Linked DNA regions of Mus musculus: region 1 is linked to region 2. A link is a loop called in an ENCODE intact Hi-C map of the cell type or tissue named here. Cell type or tissue: heart. All regions are shown on one strand.

Region 1 (2,500 bases), 110 kb after region 2:
AACCAGAATTCCTAACTAAGATTTATGATATTTAAAACTTAACCTTGTGACCAGCATTTCCTACCAGTGCAGTGTGCCTGTATGCATGATCCTCCCTGTGCAGTCTGCATGCACCCATGGTCCTCCCTTTGCAGTGTGCCTGTACCCATGGTCCTCCCTGTGCAGTGTGCCTGTACCCATGGTCCTCTCTTTGCAGTGTGCCTGCACCCATGGTCCTCCCTGTGCAGTGTACTCACAAGCATTGATAGTAGATGCCTCTGGACTTTTCTGCTTTGGGCTTAAGTATGGGAGGAAGAGAGGTGGAAAGTTGTGGGAAATAATGTCAAACTTTGTGCATGTAAAGGGATTTTTAAGTGGCTTAACGGTAGTTTGGGAAATTGTGGTAGGTTTTGTTCTTATTCATCTGAATCCTATGCTTCAAGTTCGAGAGGCTATGAGGAGCAGAGACCAGAGCTCTTTTGAACCAAAGGCTGGTTGTTTGAAGGCTGCAGCTCTGCATCATTTTATATAGCAAACTAGTCAGTTGAAAATTCTTCATCGTGAGGATGGTCAGAAAAGGGCAACGATTTTCTTTTCTTCTCCCAAAGACAGGGGTCTTAGGTAGCCAGTCTGATTGTAAATGGATCCTCCTGCCTCAACCTCTAAAGTGCTGTGATGTGTGTGTGTGTGTGTGTGTGTGTGTGTGTGTGTGTGTACCACCACTCTCTGTCTGAAAAGAATTTTGATCGCCTAAAAAATAAAGAATTCATATATTTTTATAATTTAAAAAAAATCGCCGGGAAGTGGTGGCACACACCTTTAATCCCAGCACTTAGGAGGCAGAGACAGGAGGATTTCTGAGTTCAAGGCCAGCATGGTCTACAGAGTGAGTTCCAGAACACAGCCAGGGCTACACAGAGAAACCCTGTCTGGAAAAACAAAACAAAACAAAAAAATCACATTTTACCCAGACAATTTTGGAGTCAACATCTTGTCTAAGATGCATCTTGGACTGCTTAATGACGTAAGAGAGATCAGCTTCATTGCTATACTTTTCAAAATTCTGAATGTGGATTATCCTAGTAGAAAGCTATATTCTCCCAGCTGGTATGGAGACAAAACTAAATGTCTGGCCTATAGAATGCACTTAAACTCACTTGTGAGTGGCAGGTGCTCTACTGTAAGCAGGGCTATTAGCAGACAGCTAACGTTGTGGAAGCCCACTTCCTCTAAAGGACTGTTCCAGGAAACATGACTCATCTGCTCAGGAAATGAGCAAGGAGGCGCGCCCTGATCAAAGAGTCAAACCCACTGTGGCTCACACACACAAAACCTCTTCTGCTTCTCTGCTTTGTTCTAACCAGGAAGGGAGCTTTTAATTACCAGGCTTCAGACAGAGAAGCTCTGTGGCTTTTGGAAGAAGGCTGAGAGGCAGAAGGAAGGAGCTGTGCTGTTCACACATGGGGACACTCTGTGTACAACTCTGTTATCATAAAGGGGAAAATGTTTGTAGACTATGGCTTTTGGGGTGGACACATAAGTATTTATGTGTGAAGGGTGTATTTTTGAGCACGTGGGTCTAAGCACATGTGAATGCTGCTGTGTGCAGGCCAAAGATCAACACTGGATGTCTTCAATTGCTCTCTACTCTGTTTAAGACAAAGTTTCTTCCCAATTTGACTAAGTTGGCTGGCCAGATCCAGGGATCCTCCTGTTTCCACATGCCTATCCCAGTGCTGGGGTTACAGAGATGTGAGGTGTACTATCACACCCAGCTTTTTACACAGGAGTCTGAACGCAGGTGCTCTTGCTTGTGTGACAAATACTTAGTAACTGAAACAACTCCCCAGGTCCCAAATACAGCTTTTGACAGTGCAAAAGGCTAGGGGCTGAACCATAGTCTGGGAGATTCTTTTTTTTTTAATATTTTTTATTACATATTTTCCTCAATTACATTTCCAATGCTATCCCAAAAGTCCCCCATACCCTCCCCCCCCCCACTTCCCTACCCACCCATTCCCATATTTTTGGCCCTGGCGTTCCCCTGTACTGGAGCATATACAGTTTGCGTGTCCAATGGGCCTCTCTTTAGTCTGGGAGATTCTATTCATGCTAGAATAATAATGCACTGTTTATGGGCATGTGTCCTATGCTGGGCATTACTGGGGGTTAAAATGCCTAGCAACTCTGCAATGAAGTCTCTACAAACTGAGGTGAGTGCAAGTGTAGTTAATGCAGAATTGTGAAATGCATCAATGATGCAAAGAAAACTGATTGTTTTCTTCACCCCAATTTTCTTTCTAAAAGCCAAAAAATGTTAAATTGTAGCAAATATACTCATTCTTTGTTAAAGGATTATAGAGAAGCACGGAGCAGTTTTTAAGGCCGTTACTAACAGTTTCCAAACCTTCAATGTGTCAATGGAACCTCTCCATTCTGTTTCCTCAAAGAGCTTCAGTTAAATCAGTAGACTAGAATATGGGTGTTGTCATTTCTCATTTATACTTTGTGCAAGGTGCCA
Region 2 (2,500 bases):
AGAATACCTGTAGAACTTAGAGCTATTAGCAAACTTTTGAAAGAAGGGTGTGTGTGTGTGTGTGTGTGTGTGTGTGTGTGTGTGTGTGTTCATGCCTGGGAAAGCAATAGGCTGATATCCAGTCTCTTTTTCAATGGTTCTTCATATTATATTTTGAAATAGAGCCTCTTACTGAATCTGGAGCTTGCTAATTTGGCTAGCCTGGCCAGCAAACACTATGGATCTTCCTGGCTAACTCCCAGCATTGAGATTATAGATGCACACCTCTGTGCTTGGCTTTTTATCTGTGTGCTGAGGATTGCAACTTGCATGGCAAGTACTCAGATGAGCAAGCCATCCTGTGAGTCTCTAGTAGCAAAGGTAAAGGTAAACAGTTAATCAGCCCTTCAAGATGAGGACAAGAAATGGTGGTTTTCTTACAACTCTTAATCATCACTATTAAAGTCTTGGCCGTTAATACTTAAGGGAACAAAAGCCTGGAAAGGAAGGAATCCAGGTGTCACTGTTTGCAGATGCCATTCTTCTCCTTATAGAACAATTCTGAGGGATATGCAAATACACTCTTAGACCCACGAATCCAGTCACTCAAAACCTGAATATGTATGATAGTTCTTAGACCCAAGAATACAGTCAGTCAAAATCTGAATATGTATAACAGCACATCAAAACCTGTAACATTTCTATGTATTAGCAATGTGCAAGAGAGGGAAAAGACTGAAAAACACATCATTTGTAATCACTAAAGGAGATGGAATATCTGGGTACACATTTAAATGAAGGCACATGCATAATGTTCTAAGGCCACTGAACTGATCATAAAATGATAAAAATGCTATTTTTAAATTAGATTATAGTGAGTCATGGATGATGTGGTAAGACTAGTCCTTCAAATCTCAGTTGAGTAACTACAGTTCACAAAAGCTACTTCTTAAATAGTCTAGGCATCAAACCGCAGCATGACAACTCTTCCTTCCCTTGGTCAACGTTTGCCAAGACCAGCAGGATCTCTATAAGGACAGAATGCTGTGCCTGTAAAGACGGTACAGAGACTGGCTTTGTCTGTTTTGTGCACAGGCACCTCTGATTTGTCAACACTAGGTAGCAGCCTAAGCCCAGGTTTCCATTCATTCTGCTGTATACTTAGATCTATATCAAAAGGGGGCTTGGTGGGGTGTGGCCACTCTCAAGAAATAAAGCCAAGGACTGTTGTTCACTTCTTACTGTCTTCACTGAGATGAACTCTATGAGCTATTCTGTAGGCACCATACTAATTCAAAGAAATTCAAGCCACAGATAAATAGTATGGTCTATAAGGTAAGAGCTAAAATAACAGATTGTGTGTGAAATAACATAAAAGGTGATTACTTTTTTTTTTTAAGAAGCAAAGAAAAGGAGTGAGAGAGGTAGGTCAGCAGACGAAAAGAGCCCGCCCCGAGGCTGAAGAATGGGGTTCAGTCCCCGAGACCCACACAGCAGGAAGACTCCTGCAAAGTTCTGGGCACTGTGACACGCAATCCAAAACACATGCACACACGATAAGTGGCAAGTTAAATGCAATAAAACATTTAAAGGCAAGAAAGGATGGCTAAGGGAACATACAAAGAGTACAAAGAGGAAGGACAAAGAGAAAAGAGCACAAAGGTTGAGTGAAATCAGGCAACATCAGTAATTCTGTTGCACAAAAATGTATTAAATGTTAAATTCTCCAATTGGAAGAAAAAGCCAAACACCAAATATACTCTTTGGAAGCAAAATGGTCAACAAATATGTTATGCAAATACATGTGTACATGTATAATTAGAGTTTTCAACCAAATGCTTTTTGGTCGAAAAGGATGATGAGATATGTGTGTGTGTGTGTGTGTGTGTGTGTGTGTGTGTGTGTGTGTATTTCTAAATCAAGAAAAATGGAAATCATAGATAAGTCATTTTCAGATGTTATTGCATAACAATATGAATTAATCTCCCAGGAGGACACAGTAGTTATGCATGATTGTTCTTCTTCATAGAAAGTATGGATCCCAGTCTCTGTCAACCTCTCAAGACAAATTTGCTGGTTAGAGCTGTACTCAGTTGTCAAATAAATACAGAGGTTTATCTAGTTTAATCAACACTACAGACCTCTACAAAGATAAATGTGTCCATTTTATAGAATAGAAGACCAAGGCAGCATAGCTTTGTATATTGCCCAAGCCAAACTTGTTAAGATTAGAAACTGGGTCTGGTACTCCAAAGCCTACACCAAGATTCAGGACAGCCATTTTCATAGCAAAAGAGAGGTATCATACCAAATTTACAAGGAGATGTTGACTTCTGATTTAGAGTTTGTCAAGCATAGGACCTTGCTAAACTCACTTTTGCATTCTTAAATCACTGCCCATATAGTAATTAGCTAGGAAATAATATAAAATAAAAAATAATATAAAAAACAGTGAAGGAATACATAGAAAACAAATAATGATTAGATGGATCTTTGTAAAGATTTGTCTAGTAAAGGGTTA

The links. A loop is a pair of places that touch in the nucleus more often than their neighbours do. Peaks named below come from ENCODE experiments on the same cell type or tissue, not always from the same donor. Only the 100,000 strongest peaks of a DNase experiment are listed, where the experiment ranks them.
Region 1: a loop joins it to region 2, with 2.2 times the contacts of the local background. A loop is called at or near these places in 4 of 42 quality-filtered maps.

What each region holds. Positions count from the first base shown.
Region 1 is chr2:13,412,449-13,414,948 of GRCm38, forward strand. The region is part of intron 27 of Cubn (cubilin (intrinsic factor-cobalamin receptor)); the gene reads right to left. Among named protein-coding and RNA genes, the nearest start is that of Cubn, 78 kb to the right of the region's middle. In heart, no CTCF peak of the experiment used is centred here; a DNase peak (open chromatin) is centred at 1,273; H3K27ac peaks cover 1,937 bases.
Region 2 is chr2:13,298,214-13,300,713 of GRCm38, forward strand. All of the region lies in intron 59 of Cubn (cubilin (intrinsic factor-cobalamin receptor)), which reads right to left. All of the region lies in intron 2 of Gm13270 (a long non-coding RNA gene), which reads left to right. Among named protein-coding and RNA genes, the nearest start is that of Gm13270, 28 kb to the left of the region's middle. In heart, a CTCF peak has its summit at 1,098; no DNase peak of the experiment used is centred here.